Regions from separate parts of the Homo sapiens genome. Here region 2 is linked to region 1. The links are chromatin contacts, found by Hi-C or POLR2A ChIA-PET in ENCODE. All regions are on one chromosome and are shown on one strand. The core of a region is the stretch at or near the end of the contact, and the rest is flanking DNA. Distances in the headings are between cores, read along the strand shown.

The links. A loop is a pair of places that touch in the nucleus more often than their neighbours do. ChIA-PET counts read pairs that join two places held with the same protein, here RNA polymerase II (POLR2A). Pooled maps may share reads with other maps.
Region 2: a loop to region 1 is called in a pooled map, with 3 times the contacts of the local background. The contact joins the promoter of EFHD2-AS1 here to the promoter of TNFRSF1B in region 1. A Hi-C loop is called at or near these places in 1 of 37 single-sample maps with no recorded cell type and 5 of 50 pooled maps. POLR2A ChIA-PET finds 5 or more read pairs at or near these places in 1 of 52 experiments (activated naive CD8-positive, alpha-beta T cell).

The regions. Positions count from the first base shown.
Region 1 is chr1:12,163,917-12,171,782 of GRCh38, reverse strand. It overlaps TNFRSF1B (TNF receptor superfamily member 1B), which reads right to left and starts at 4,792. Exons shown (of 10, transcript NM_001066.3): 1 at 4,614-4,792. The coding sequence starts at 4,691. It overlaps MIR7846 (microRNA 7846), which reads right to left and starts at 4,840; the gene lies at 4,745-4,840. RefSeq lists an enhancer at 3,725-4,366 and silencers at 4,407-4,636, 4,647-4,956.
Region 2 is chr1:15,408,281-15,416,146 of GRCh38, reverse strand. It overlaps EFHD2-AS1 (EFHD2 antisense RNA 1), which reads left to right and starts at 3,779. Exons shown (of 4, transcript NR_183705.1): 1 at 3,779-4,241. EFHD2 (EF-hand domain family member D2) reads right to left here and starts at 6,259. Exons shown (of 4, transcript NM_024329.6): 1 at 5,868-6,259. The coding sequence starts at 6,175. RefSeq lists silencers at 4,348-4,397, 6,012-6,611 and an enhancer at 5,637-6,499.

The DNA of each region.
Region 1 (7,866 bases), core at 3,543-6,042:
GGAGATATTTTTGTCACGAGGGAGGGTGGCGCTACTGCCATCCAATAAGTAGAGGCCAGGGATGTCGCTAAACATCCTACAGCTCACGGGACAGCCCCACAACAAAGAATTAAAGTCAGAGGCACTGACTGAAAAACCCTCTTCTAGGCTAGAGTCTACAGTGGTGAATGAGTCCCTGTCCTCACGGTACTTACAATCTTGTGGGAAGACATAATAAAAGTGAAATAAATAGAATAGGTCAAGAGCATTATACAGGAATACAAAGCAGGTCAGGGAGTGAGAGTGCCTGGCAGGGAGCACCTACAGGCAGGATTGTCTACTTCAGCAGAAGGAAGCGAGGGAAGGAGACCAAGAGACGTCAGCAGGAGGAGTATTGGAGGTGATGGGGAAAGCAAGTGCAAAGGCCCTGGAGCAGGTGTGTGTGCAGCACATCTGAGGACAGAAAAGCATGGCTTAAAAGTGAGAATGGGGCTGGGTGGGGTGGCTCACGCCTATAATCCCAGCACTTCGGGAGGCCGAGGCAGGTGGATCACTTGAGTTCAGGAGTTCGAGACCAGCCTGGCCAACATGGCAAAACCCGGTCTCTACTAAAAAAAAAAAAAAAAAGGAAAAATTAGCCGGGCATGGTGGCACACACCTGTAATCCCAGCTACTTGGGAGGCTGAGGTGGGAAAATTGCTTGAACCCAGGAGGTGGAGGTTGCAGTGAGCAGAGATTGGGCCACTGCACTCCAGCCTGGGTGACAGAGTAAGACTCTATCTCAATAAAAAAAAATTAAATAGAAAAAAAGAAGAAGAAGTGAGAACGGGCCAGGCACAGTGGCACATGCTTGTAATCCCAGCACTTTGGGAGGCTGAGGCGGGAGGATCACTTGAGGTCAGGGGTCCAAGACCATCCTGGGCAATATGGTGAAACCCCGACTCTACTAAAAATACAAAAAAAAAAAAAATTAGTTGGGCATGGTGGTGCATGCCTGTAGTCCCAGCTACTCTGGAGGCTGAGGCAGGAGAATCGTTTGAACCCAAGAGGCAGATGGAGACTGCAGTGAGCAGAGATGTCGCCACTGCACTCCAGCCTGAGCAACAGAGCAAGACTCCATCTCAGAAAAAAAGTAAGAAGTGAGTTGGTGTAGAGTCGGGTGTAACATACATGCCATGGCTCCGGCAAAACTCTTCCCCTTCCCACGCACAACCGTCCCTGCTACTCCTCCAGAAAACATTGCATAGTAAGGACCATAAAGCGTCACCCAGCCGTGGGGAGGGACAGTGCTACGGGGAGCCACTGTGCCAGGTGCCAGGATGGCAGGGTCACCTCTGACGTAAGAATGCCCGGCAGGTTCTCAGCCTTTCACACCCATGGCTCTGTGACAAAGGCCAGGCAGGGAATACTTTCCACAACCACAGATGAGAACATAGGCTTACTAGCTCAGCTAAGCTCATAAGGGCAGTTGGGACAGAGCCCAGGTCTGTGAGGTCTGTGACCTATTGGTAGTGTAGCTCCTAGAGGATTGGAGCTGGAGTCATCTTGAGGTCCCCAGAGCCAGGCACTGGGCTGGGCTTGGACTAGGTGTGTCCATGAACTTTGGGGAATGAATGAATGAATGAATGGCCCTGCCTCAGGGTGCCTGGCCACCTACCCATTGCCCTCTGAAGACGTGCCTGACCAACAGACCACACCCTCAGTCAACACACAGGGTCCCCACTGGGATTTCAGACAGAGGGCAAAGAGACAGAGACGTGGTGGAAGGAGGGAAGAGCCCCCAGGGCCAGCAGGTACCCCAGATCACCCAACTCCTCTTTGACATCCAGCCTGGGAGCCCCCAACCTCTCCCCTAACCCAAACTGGCCCCAGGCCCTGGGTGATGAGGAGGCAAATAGTGGCACCTCAGCACCAAGACTTCCAGGGGTAGGTGGGCCAGGCCCATCAGGCAGAGACCCCTCATCCTCCTCCCCAGACAGCCCAGACCCTGCTCATCCCCATCAGAGGGCACCAAGCACTCACCTACTGCCAGGTTTACTGGCATTTCTTTGTCAAATGAATAAATGGCTAAATGAATGAATGATGTTTTCCATACCAGCTGGCAAATAAGACTTTTAAACGGGGCAAAAGCCCTGCTGGCAGTGAGTCGGCTGCGTCCATGGCTAGCTCAGGTCTCCTGGGGGCTTCTTCTGCAGCTCAGTTGACTTCCATCCTGAGAACCCACTGTGTGTGAGGGCCTGGCTGGGAGCATGAGTGCAGATACGGGCACGGGGAGGGTGCAGTGAAAGGAGCTTGGGAATCAGGCAGACCTGCATTCAAATCCCACCCCCAGCTCCCCGGCCCCCAGCTCTGTGATCCTGGGAAACGCCTCAGTTTCCACATCTCTAAAGACAAACGGCACCACCCACCTCTTGGGAGTTGCTGTAAGGGAGGTTTCAGTGAAATTTTGTGACAAAGTACCTAGCCCAGTGCCTGGTGTTTAGTGGGTGTTCAGAAATCAGGAGCTATGGCGATGCTACTGATGAGAAGGAAGAGGAACCCACAGTTCTGGCCCTGAAGACACCTTCCATCCACTGAGGGGGATAAAACACAGCTAGATTAAAAAGCAGAATGCAATCTGTCCTCAAAGGGAACAAAAGGGCCTGGGAGTTCGAAGAGAAGATCAAATCCAACTGAGAATGCGGAAAGGCTTTCCTGGAGAGAATGGCATTTGCAGAAGGCCTTGAAGGATAGGGGTAAGAAGTGTCCCTTGGAGAGGGGATGGCACGGACAATGCTTTTTGCACAATGACACACACGATGACCATCATCAGTTCTACAGAGGCGGGGGAGCACATGTGCAGGGAGGCGCGAGGAAGAGTTCAGGTACCTTACTCTGGCCTGGGATCTCCAGGGGAGTTTCTGCCTCAACCATTGGGAGCCACAGGAGGCTCCCCAGGCAAACAGAGAGGTGCCTCATGCTTGAGAAGGGTCTCTCTGCCAAGGATCAGCGGGAGAGGGGGCAGGGCCGGGAGACCAGCTACAAGGCTGCGGCAATAGTCCGGGTGGGGTCGTGGGGAGCAGGGATGAGGGAGGAGGGAATATGAGCTGCCGCAGGAGCTGGTCAGGAAGGGAAGGAAGTGGGAGGGAACCTCCTCCAGCTACTCCAGGACTGCAGCCTGGTGTCCTGCTGAGCCCTGTGCCTGACACCCCTCTCCCATCCAGGGGCTCACATGACCCCAGAGTTCACCCAGGCAGGCCCAAGCTCAGCGGCAGGAAGACCCCCTCTGAGGCCAGAGTATATGGCATGACCCCAAAGTCAAGCTGGGGACCACGGTCGTCCCCATTCACACTCGGCCCTAGAGTGGGGACTCTCCTGACCCAAAGGCCACCCAGGACTTACTCTGGGGCAGTTCTCCAGGACCCACTCCTGACACCCACTGTCGGTGAGTCAATTCTAGTCTGACAGCCCCCATCTTCCACCCACAAGAACTGGACTCTCTGGCCTCAGATCAACAAGTCACCTTATGTCACCACAGAAGCCAGTGCCACCTCCCACCTTCCTCCTCGGTCAAGATGTCAGATGGGGGCAGATGGGCCATGTGTCCATCAGGGGCGGCTCTGAGGAAGGATGAACGCCCACCTTCCCCGCAGCCTCAGGGCACAGGGGCCGAAGGCAGGAGAGGCCCCCTTTGGAGGAAGAGTTCCCCCCAGACCCTTCCATGAAATACAAGTTCTCTGAGCCTCAGTTTTCCTTCTCTAAAAAATGGTTTATCTTATCTTACCAAACCATGGAGACAGTAAAACAAAAATGGGGTTATCCTATGTTACCAGACCAGGAGACAGTCAAAAACAGGCAAAGGGTGCACAGTCCCTTGTACGCCCGTTGCTACTGTGGGAGTGACGTTCATATTGAATAGGAGCCCTAGGGTTTCTGCTGTCTCCATTTTCCTGCGGCCCCCGGAGACTTCATTTGCCTTGCTCGATTACCAGCCCAGACCTCCCTCGCTTGCCCTGTCCCCAGAGGCCGCAGAAAACAGACTCTGCAGTAGCCCCCGGACGCATCGGAGGAAGCAGACAGGCAGCTCGCCCTCCAGCTGTGCCCTCAGTGGACCTGACACACACCTGGTCCTGCTCTTCAGACACAGGACCCTGGTATTTCTAAGAAATCGGAAAACCGTCGCCCAGAGGAAAAGGAAGTCTTTTGAAGAGGGTGCCCGGCGTGGGCAGTGGGGCAGCGCCCCGGCACAGCCCCTTCTCCACCGCGTGGGAGGGAAGGGCTGTCGCGGCAGTCGCCGGGGTGAGGGAAGAGGGGTCCCGGGTCTAGCGGGGGTCTGCCCAGGACCCGCTGCTCAGCCCCAAATGCCCCGGCCTGCGCTCGCGGAGGAACCAGGGTGCGCCCCTGTCACGACGCGGGTAAGAGGGGCTTCGGGGGCCAGAGTTGTGCCCCGAGCGCACGTGTGCCGGGCCCGGAGTCCCCAGCGGGTCCCCAGAGGCGCGCGTGTCTGATGCGGATGGGGGGCGGCGACTGGGACTCCCAGCCTCCCAGCCCGTGACAGCGCCCCGGGAGAGCGCGGCCCGGGCACCCGAAGGCTGCGCACCAGCCGGGTGGACATGCGGGGCGGCTGTCCCCCGTGGGCCGCGCGAGTCACCCACCTGGGCGGGCAAGGCGTGCGCCGCAGCCCAGAGCTCCAGTCCGACGGCCAGCGCGGCCCAGACGGCGACGGGCGCCATGGGTGCGGGCGGGGTCCGGTTGCCCCCTGCCCTCGCGCCCTCGCGCCCTCGCAGCCCAGCGCCTTCTCTCCAGGCTCCGCTGCGCTCGCTAGCCCTCGACTGAAAGCGAAAGCCCGCGCCCCAGCGGGCCAGAGGCCAGGCGGCGGGGCGGGGCGGGGCCAGCCGGCCTTGGACACGCCTCCCCCACGCCCCTCCCCAGACGCTGCTGGGCCTCCGACCCGACCACTCCAGCATCGCTGGGCCGATACCTCCAGCGTCACTCCCAGCACTCGGGTGACCCCTCAACCTCCTCCTATCGTCCCCTCCTCTTCGAATCACCATCTCCACCTGCCCGGCCTCCACCTGCCCGGCCTCCACCTGCCCTCCCAGCTCCCACAGGCTTCCCTGTCCCGTGAGGGTGAGGCACTAATTTGGAAAAACATCCCCCAAAGCTGACAGCTGCTTTAGGGGAACCAAGAGAATTCTAGATCATTCACTTATTTAGACTCTATTTTAAATATATTTAATTCTTATTTTTTAATTTTTTTTGAGACAAGGTCTCACTCTTTCACCCATAGCTCACTGCAGCCTCCAACTCCTGCGCTCAAGCGATCCTCCCACCTCAGCCTCCCGAGTAGCTGGGACTACAGGCTCGGGCCACCATGCTAGGCTGATTTCTTTATAGAGATGGGGTTTCGCCATGTTGTCCAGGCTGGTCTCGAACTCCTGAGCTCACGTGTTCTTCCCACCCTCAAGTGATCTTCCCGCCTCTGGCCTCCCAAGGTGCTGGGATTATAGGTGTGAGCCACTGCACTCGGCCTGTTTAGACTCTAGAGCCAGACCACCTGGGTCTGGATCTCTGAACTGACCTCATAGGACTATTCTAAAAATTTAAAGATATGTAATATACATAATGCAGTCTGTACTTTATATATACTTAAGTAAGTATCTACATATATAACAATAGGCATTTATAAATCTTGGCTGTTGTTACTACTCTTCGCGTGTTCATTTATCCTTAAACACGCATCCAGCCTTCTCACAGGGAGAAGACTCTGCACTTCCCTGCTCAAGTCTCCTGCCCAGGCAGGGGGCAGATGAACAGAGGCTGGGAGAGAATGTCACCAGGGAAGCTGCAGGGCCCTGAGGGGCTGCTGAGACCAGGCCCAGGAGAGCTGGCTTCCCCAGGATTTACATCATGACCGAGCACCCATTCCAGCTGCAATCTGTCCCCCCATCCCCACTTTGAGTGCCAGCCCTAATACAGGGCCAGCCCTGCGGGGCCAGAGCACATTCCTCCAGCCCTGGATTACGGGGGTCCTAGCCCCCAGCACATAGGGCATTTCTAAGGGTTGGGGTGGGCTGGGTGGCAGGAGGCTATTCTGTTCCCTGTTTCCTCACTGCAGGCTGCCTGAAGAGGTACAGAGACCCTTGCTCCCGGCCACCAGCCCCACAGTGGAGCCTGCAAGGATGGTGCTTCTAGGTGCTGAGTGCTGAGTGAGAAACTGGGAAGTGACTCCCTGGGGATGGAAAACCCCACCTCCTGACCAGGAGGCTGGGAAATCACCTGGTTTCCACATGTTTCTGTGACATGGACCACGCTGAGGGTGTGGCTGGTATGACCCACAGCCTTAACTCTGCAGAGCCGCTGGACAGACATGCAGAGCTCTTCTGGCCCTTATGAGAATGCCTAGGAGCAGCTCCAAGGACTCCTTGATCCCTAAAATAGAGCTGAAGGCAGGAGGGAGATGTCACCTCGTGGAAGCAGGGGACAATAGTTCTCTCTAGTTGTCCCCCACACACCTCAAGACCAATGGGACCAACAGACTGTCTGCACCCCCAACCCTCAACAACCGGCTCCTCCTGCCAGTTTCCCTATCCCAGTGAATGGCACCATCACCTCCTGAAGGTGGGGATCCTCCCAGGCTTAGGTCCCATCCTGGGAACGAATTCAAGCTTAATCTCTATGCAACATGGGGCTTCTCCCCTTCTCCAGGCCGACCCAGGCTTGAGAGCAGGCGACTTCTCTCTGAACTCTGCCAAGTGCAGTTCTTGACTCCAGGGTCAGGCCCAGGGGTGAGGGTTTGGGAAGGAAAGGGCACAGTGTTCCATGGCAGCCAAAGTTGTCACCCATCTGGCACTGGGGACTTTGGGGACAGTTTCCAGCTCATTCTCTCTGGGGCTCTAGTGCAGGTTTCTTGGAGACCTTCTTACTGACTCCACTGGCCACAGCTCCCCAGCACCTGAAATGCCTGCACCTCCTGCTGGCCACAATTCACCACCTCCCCTTCAGCTCCTACAGGATGGTGTCCTCCTGGCTTCTCCTGCTGAGGCCGCCTTACCTACTAGGAAGCACTTTGGGATGGAGATGGTCAGGCTGGCCTCCTCGCTGGGGTCCATGGTTGCCTGCCCTTTGCTGCGCACCAATAGCAGCCCAGCTAACTCTCCGTGCACCCTGGCTCACTCCAGCAATGCTGGCTCAGGTCCATCCAGCCACAGGCTCCTTTATTAAGCACCTACTGTGTGCCAGCCCTGGAGTGCTGGGGACTCAGCAGTGGACAAAATAGACAAGAATCTTCCACCTGTGTTATGGTCCTTAAACTCCTGGGATATGAAGCCCCCAGATGGCTCCCTCGTATCCCCTCCTGCTTGGCCCAAGGTAAGAGGAAGTGCCCTCTCCGCTCCAAAGGGCAGCAGGGGGCACTCAGCCCAATGGTGACTCCTTCCCCAAAATCCTCTCTCTTGGCTTCTCCAACCCCACATCTTATTTAGGCTGGAGGTGGCGATGGCCAGTTCTGGCTGAACCAGTTTGTCTCTCCACATGACCTGCACACGTGGTCCGGGACTTTTTCTTCAGTGTGGGTGGGGGGGGGATTGATCTTGACACTCACCATATTGTACCTGCCACTGGGGAATATGGTAAAACTCAGGGACAGCAGAGGCAGTGTGGAGGGCCTGGACTCTCTCCTTCTGCCCCACAGCCCAGCCCTGGCTCTATCTCCCACCCATGATGCTCTGGGCCTCCCGATGAGGCTCTGGCCTTCAGGCTCTGTCCCCGAATCTGCCTTTCCGTGGAGTGGTCAGGCCCAGCCCTGCAAAGCATTAGCCACTCATGCCACTCTCCTAGCCCAGGATTTCTCAACCCAGAGGTCATTTTACCCCCTCTCCCTCCCCAGCACATTTGGCAATGTCTGGA
Region 2 (7,866 bases), core at 2,530-5,029, 3.2 Mb before region 1:
GGGCCGGGGGTGTGGGGAAGGAGAGGTGACTCAGAGGCTGATGCATAGTGGAAGTGGGAGGAACGGAGTAAGGACCGAGGCCAGGAAATCCTTCCTCCCCAGGGGTGCAGGGCATTCTCCCCACCCACTGACCCTAAGCTGCAGGTGAAGGACCCCACCTCTCCACCTCTCTAAGGCTCTCGGAGGCTCCCCCAAGCCCCAGCCACAAACACGGCTTCACTTGGCCTCCAGGGGCTCCTTGCAGGAGGATCTGGTTCTAATCCTGTCACTGCCACTTAATATAATCTTAGACAAGTGACAATCGCCTTGAGCCTCAGTCTTCTCATCTGTCAAATGGGGATAAAAATGATAGTATCAGGCTGGGAGCGGTGGCTCTCGTCTGTAATCCCAGCACTTTGGGAGGCTGAGGCGGGCAGATCACTTGAGGTCAGAAGTTCGAGACCAGCCTGGCCAACATGGTGAAATCCCGTCTCTACTCAAAAATACAAAAATTAGCCAGGCATGGTGGTGTGTGCTTGTAGTCCCAGCTACTTGGGAGGCTGAAGCAGGAGAATCACTTGAACCCAGGAGACGAAGGCTGCAGTGAGCCAAGATCATGCCACTGTACTTCAGCCTTGGTGGCAGAGCGAGACTCCATCTCAAAAAAAAAAAAAAAAGGAAAACAAAGACAGTATCAATCTCATTGTGCTGGTGTGAGAATTCAATTCAGTTCTCTAAATAATATGCATAGGCTCCTCCAGGAATGGCTAGAACTAGTGGCTCTGTTTAACAAGGAGGGGGCACAGAGGCAGGGGGCTGGCTACAAAGAGAACATCAGCATGGTGTCATTCATGAGAGCTTTCGGTAATCATGGCAGAAATAAAGAAAAAAACCTTCCATTGCTAGCCTTGTGGGTGCAATCCTCTCTATCCCCAAACCTCTATACATGTTTGTTCTATATAAGGCTATAAGCCTCTTGAGGGCAGGAACTTGATTCATTTAATTCTCTGGATCTTGTAGCGCAAAAACTTAATATCTGTTGGAAGAATGATCACATACGAGAACCTTGTATTTTTCAAAAACATCATCTATCATGCAAACAGCCCAGACACCATGATGGGCTCGTCACAAAGACTCAGGGTGTTTTTATACCTAATCCTCAGAACTTTACCAGGTAGGTTCTTGAGCCCCAGGGGAAACTGAGGCTCAGAGATGCTGAGTCCCTTGCCTGGAGCAACCCAGCTGGGTGGTGGCAGACGGGAATCCCCATTGTGCACCCTCCAGAGCTGTTGTTTGCTCTCCCCTTTTTTGTGCCACCTGCCTTCCCTGAAACTAGGTGATAATGAATTCATTTCTCCCTTTTTGTTATTTATCAAAGCCATATGTAGCTGTCAATCAGAGTGGCTGTTCAGCAGGAGAGAAGGAGGGCTCTAACCCTGCGTCCTGTCACTAGGGCCCAAAGCAAAGGGTTGTCGACAACCTGGCAGACCTGGAAGCTCCGCTGGTGGTTAAGTGGAGGCAGCCAGTGGGCACTGTGGAGCTGCCTCTGAGCCAGCCGCAATGACCACTGCCAGGGCCCTATGAGGGGCCCAGGAGAGGGTGTATGCTGAGCTGGGGATGGCGGTGACAGTCATTTAGTAACGACTTGCTCTGTGCCAAGCACTGGGCTAAGCGCCATACAACAACCCTGTAACGTGGGTCCCCCTGTCCCCGCTGTTCCAGCGTGAGGAACAGAAGCTCAGAAGGGCTCCACAGCCCACAGCTGTATTCAAACCCAGGGCTGCAGACTCCAGAGGCCCTGCTGACTGCGTCCAGGAAGGGCTCCTGGGAGAGGTGTGTCCCCTGGAGGTGGAGGTGTGGAGAAGAGGGCGGGAGGCTTCCAGAGCTTGTGCAGGGAAGAGCTGGCCAGAAGGAAAGGAAAGCCTGCCTCTCTGACGTAAGGTGTCCTGAGATGAAGTGGCTGGGGATGACAGTGGGGACAGGGCCTGCAAGGCTGTGCTAGGCGGGAGACAGGGATCTAGGGCATCGTCCTCAGATTCCACGGCAGGTTCAGAATTACACGGCTGCCTACCTTTCCAGCAGGTCTCAACTTACAAAACCCTCCAGAGCCCCCGCTAGGCTGTTGTCAGCCCAGGGGTGGGCACTCCCGAGGCTCTCCAGGGCCATTCTCTTTGCCTCTCTGACAGGAGGGTTCCAGAGCCAGCCCTGGAGGAGCAAAGAGAGGGAGGGAGCAGCTGGGGGATCAGAGATGCTGGACGTAGCCTGAGGCCGCACGGAGACGGGGATGGAGAGTCCTGGCTGCGAGGGCCAGGGAGACGCAGAGCCTCCTTGTGCCTGGCACTGGCCCAGAACTCTAAGTGTGTCATGTCCTCGGAGCCCCACCCTGAGACACCGGGACCACTCTCCTCATCATACAAGGTTTCAGCCTCACTGAGAACCTCTCCGTAACCCCGAGCAAGTCACCGCCACATCTTTCTGGGTCTTGGTTCCCTCTTCTGTCAAATGGGGAGAGGGGTTGGAGTCAACCCTTCAGGTCTCTCTCAGGAGGAACCTGAATGACTCTAGGTGTGAGACCAGTGATGGCTGACAGTCTGTCTATCTTCCCCCATCCCCTCTCTTCCCCCTCGATCTCCAGCCTCAGGAAGTACCTGCTGAATCAACACGGAGGGGTGGACCAGAAGGCCCTGGAAGGCAGTTCCAATATCCAGAAGGGCTCAGGACCCCTCAGACATACGCAGGTCAGGGCTGAAGGACCTTTGGGGGTCATGAGGGATAGCCTGCCCCTTTTACAGGTGGGTAGACTGAGGCCCAGGGAGGACAAGCAGACTAGGATGGAAGCCCAGGTTCCTCGCTCCTGGCCCCCAAGGAAAGGCTGGCTCCCATTCTCCTGCTGACCTCATGGTCTCCTGCCTCCTGCTCTAGTGACTGGCTTCCCAGGAGGGCAGGCTCCCCTCCTCTCTGCCCTCTGCTCTCCCCAGAGCCCTGGCTCTGATGCCCTGGCTTTGATCCTAGGACCCTGCTTGGACCCAGGAGGCTGCAGCCCCACTCGGACAGCGGAAGCAGAACGGGGGTTTGTCTTCCACGAGAGCCCGTCTGTTGGCGGCGGGGTTGGGCTCGGTTGGCACAGTGAAGCGTTGTTTCCTTGAATACACAATCTGCAGCTTTCCACCCTCACCCGGGCCCTGGCAGGCAGCACTTGCTTCCCTAGAGGTCCAGCTTCCTGGCCCCTGCCTGCCCCATCAGCCCTCCTAGAACCCTGGCAAGAAGTGCAGGTGCCAAGGGGTAGCTTGGAGGGGTCCAGCTCCCCTCAGTCGCCCTCAGAGTACCTCTCATCAAACTAGACCAGAAACAGCCTATGTAAAAAAAAGTGAGTTTGCTGCGCAAATGAAGCTTCCAGACTGTTCCCTCAGCTGCATGCCACTTCCAACCACACTGCAGCCTCCCAAGTCCCGCTCATTTGAAGTGTCTGGGTTCTCCCAGAACAGCTCCATCTTTGTTTTGGTGGCCAGTGGCAGGGAAGCTGTGGAAGCCCAGGAGAAGGCAGGCTCTGGGGGAAAGGAGAGACGGGGGCTGGGGTTGGGGACATGAATGGACAATCCGCCACGAACACGGAAGCGGGTGTTGGAGAAGGTTTTCCAACATGAAAGTAGATGTCTGTGATGGGAAACCCGGAAGGGGAAGAGCCCGGGATTTGGAGTCACAGACCTGGGTTTCAGTCCTGGCTCTATCATTTTCTAGCTGTGTGGTCTTGGCGAGTTATTTAACACCCTTTGTCTGCACAAAGGTGACGAAGAGCTCTGTGTCACAGGGCTGTTTGAGGGACCTGGTGAGCGCCTCAGCACTATCAGCACAGGGATCTCCGTGGTGTCTGAATCAGCTCTGCACTGCCCGATGGGGGCAGTGACAGACAGTGATCCATACCCACCCCTGCGTCTGCCCACCCAGGAGCATTCACGTTACTCTTCCAGGAATCCTGGAAATCCTGCTCTCCCAATCTCGCCAGTCTTCTGCTGGGAAGAAACTTTAGAAGAACTCCAACCAAACACCGTGGAGCCAAGGACGTGGGCGCCCTGGGACTTTCTTGAAGAGGTTCTGGGCCCTGGGACTTTCTCAAAGAGGTTCAGAGGGGCCGGGGGTCAAGGACTTGATTTTCCCCCAGAAGGACCTTGGGAAAGTATGGGACTCCTCAGCCACCCGCAACTGGGAACCAGAAATCCTTCCCCCTGCCTTGGGGCCAAATGCAGAAGCTGCTGCAAGCTGTGGTGAGTAGGGTCAGAGCCTTTCTCAAACAGTGCAGTTGCAAAACGCCCCTTCCTGGGCTTCCGGCTTGATGTTGGGGCACTGACAGCTGCATGTGGCTGAGGCTGACACCCCTGGTCTGCCCCCACCTCCTGCCCAGCCAAGCGGGAGCCGGCCTTGCCGCATCCCTCCCTCAGCCCTGGGCTGCCTGTGCCAGGTGGGGCTAGACCTCCTGGCTCACCCCCAAGACTCAGCCTCAGGCCAGTTCTATCCCCTTCCAGAACCACTCCAGACCAGCACCCAGATCGTGGAACGAGGCTGTTCCCTCTCCAGGAGCCAGGGGCAGGGGGACAGGGAACAGGAGGTGGGGAAAGCTACCAAAGGGAGGGGCACTGGCACCTTCCCCATCCCCTGGGCACACACATGGCTGGGAGAGAGTGGCTGTGCATCTTAGACCCAACAGAGTGGGACCCAGGGATGGGCCGGAGGGAGCTGGGCCCTCTCTCCCTAGCCCCTCCACAGAGACATTAAGATTGTTTTTGTGGGGGGACAGGGGGATGAGCCCACACGCCTGGGGGTGCCCATCCACCCTGGTGAGGGCACACAGTGTGGATCTGATGGAATAAAGGGTAGGGGTGGGGGTAACAGGGCAAGTCACATAGGAAGGGGCCCCTTTTGACCAGGGTGGGTGTGGGACATGGGGGGTCCCTGTGGGGAGGGAAGGGGATATACGGAGTGGGGAGGAGAGATGGGGGGCCTTGCGACAGAAGCAGGGGAGCGGTGACTGCAAGCTGCTGGGTGCACGGGGGTGGGGCGGGCAGGAGCGGGAGGGAGGCCTTCCAAACCCGGAGGGGACTCGGCCCACAGGGACGACTGGAGTGAGGTTTACACCAGAGGGGCAACAGGGGCCGAGGGGTCCCTTCCTAAGGAGACCACTTGTGAGTGAAGGATTTGGGTCCTGGCTAATGAGTGGGTGGGGATGGAAAGGGCAAGTCTTTGCCCCCAGTTTGCTGGTAGACGCTAAGTAACTGGAGAGGAAGTTGGGGGGATCCCTGCCCAGAACCCACCTTGAGGGAGACCTGAGATCGCAGAGGAAACGAAAAGACCTTAAGGGAGGGAATGTGGTTGGCATGTGGTGTCGAGGGGCACTGGGGTGGGTATCTTTGGCCAGCGTGTGTTGGGGTGGGGGTGGGGAACGCGAGTAGCTGGGATCGGGGAAGGAAGGCCGCTGGGTCCTCAGCCTCGGTGTGTGCGGTGTGGGGTGGTGGAGAAGCCCCACTAACAGCGCGGAGGGCCCGGGACCCACACGTGTGGTGGTGGGGGTGGGGCTCGCGGGGCCTGGCGATTATCTGGAAGGAAGCCTGGGGTCCCCCACTCTGTGGACGCGTCTATGGTGTACCGGAGGCAGCACAAATACGAGTCTCCGCCGCGTGCCAGGGGCCGGGGGTCCCCCAGACTAACGTGCGCGGTGAGATGCCGGGTCTCGATCTGGAAGGGGCCGCCGGGTCCCCAACCCCGGTGCGTCTGGGTTCGGGGAAGCTTGGCTGACGGCAGGCTCCCGGGGCGGAGCGGGATCCGGGGATCGGGGGGTTCGGGGCCCGAGACCGGGTCGCGGGGCGGGCGGGGGGCCGGGTCGCGCGGGCACTTACTGCTTGAACATCTTCTCCATGTCCTTGATCTGCTTCCTGGAGAACTCCTTGAACTCGGTGTAGGGGTTGAAGACGCGGCGGCTGGGCGACTGGGGCTCGCCGATGCCCTGGTTGAGGTCTGCGCGCCGCAGCAGCTTGGCGCTCAGCTCGCAGTCCGCGCTGCCCAGCGCCTCGGCCGCCTCGTCGGGTGCCCCCGCCGCCGCCGCCGCTGCCCCGTTCAGCCCGGGCTGCTCCGGGGTCTCGCCGCCGCCCTCGCCCTCCATCTGCAGCCGCCGGCTCAGCTTGGTGGCCAGCTCGTCCGTGGCCATGGTGGCCCGCGCGGCACTCGCCTTGGCCGGGCCCCTGCTCTCAGCGCAGCGCCGCCGGCCGCGCTCTTCCTCTTCCTGACACTCCCCGGGCCAGGCACCGCCCCCGAAGGTGGGACTTGGGCCCTGGCGGGGACCGCGCGCCCCGCCCCCGCCCCCGGGCCCGCGCGGCGTGCGCGTGATCGCTCCCGGCCGCCGGGGGTCGAGTGTACTCTGCGCGCCCCGCCCGCCGTCGTCTGCCCCCCGCGAGGCTGGGGAGCGCGGCCGAAAGCCATGCCCCTCTTCGTGCCCACTGTAGCAGCTGAGCGGGAGGGGTCCTGCTGGGGGCCGGGGCCGGGCGGGAAAGAAGAGGGCTCCTCCCCCGCGGCTTGGGTGAGGAGCGGGGCTTGCCGGGGGGCGGGGAAGCGAGGGGGGGCGCCGCCCCACCCCCTTCTCCGGAATCCCCACGCCGTGAAGTCATAATCCTGTGTCTGTGACACCCTGTCGGTTGCTATGGAAACGACTCGCTGTTAAACACTGGCGTTCTCAATGAGGGTTGCAGGGGTTCCGAGGCGGACCTGGGGAGCAGAAACCCCTGTTTAGGGTGAACCGTGGCGGGCGCCGATGGCCTCTTGGAAGAGGACAGACTAGCAGCTGCGAGGGAGATGGGACTGGGTTTCACCCCTGAAAGGGCCCCTGGAGACAGCGGGTGAGGGACAGGGGAAGGGGCTGGTGGTCCTCTCTCCCGAGGCCCCGCACCATCACACGGATGACTTGGCACAATAGCTGCTGGGCCAGTGTTGTCGCCTGTGACTGTACTTTAGGGAAACTGACAGGGAGATCATGATGTCGCCATTTTGATGGGGTCCCCAGAGGAGAGATGTCCTCCCCAACGGCTCCTGGACAGGACTGGGGAAAGAGTTCAGATAAGTATCTCTGTGGTCTGGGCTGTCACCTTACAACTGCACAACTCTGGACCTCCAGCATCAGAACCACTGGGGCCTAGGTTAATAATACAGATTTTCAGGCTCCAATTTGGACAGACGAAACTGATCTCTGGGGTGGGACCCAGGAATCTACGTGTAAACAAGCACCCAGGGGAGTTCTGCTCACTGAAATTTGAGAATCCCTGATTTAGAAGGAGGACTATGCTCTGTGCATGTTCTCTGAAATGTTGGGTCAATCAGGACCTGTCTACTGAAACTGCTCCAACCAGCCAAGGTGCAGAGAAAAGATGCGTGCAGGGCCGAAAACCAGGGTGCTCTGGAGGCAGGGAGCCCTCGAGAATGTAAAGCCAGCAAGCTGTTACAGAGTGATTTGCACAGAACAGACACTCAGTTGATATTTGTCAATTTGCTGTGTTTAAGAACCTTGCTGAATTAATTTAAAAGGTATTTTTAAAAGAATGAAATTGAGGAAAAAACCTTCAAGGTTCAGAAAATGTGAAGTTCTCATTTACTTGTTTATGAAATTGTTTTTGAGTCCAATAAAGATGCTCAGCTAAAATGGTTTTTTTGTTTTAAATCTCAGAATTAAGTTTCTCTTAGTTTTGGGCAGTTCGGTCCAGCTACTTGCAAAAGACAGGCTTCCATATCTCCTGTATGCAGCCCTGAAGGACCCAACAGAAGTAAAATAGTTATTTAAGGAATGCAAAGGACTAGGGACAGGATGCAGATTAAAATGTTTAAGATGATGTCTGCAGATGATGTTTGTAG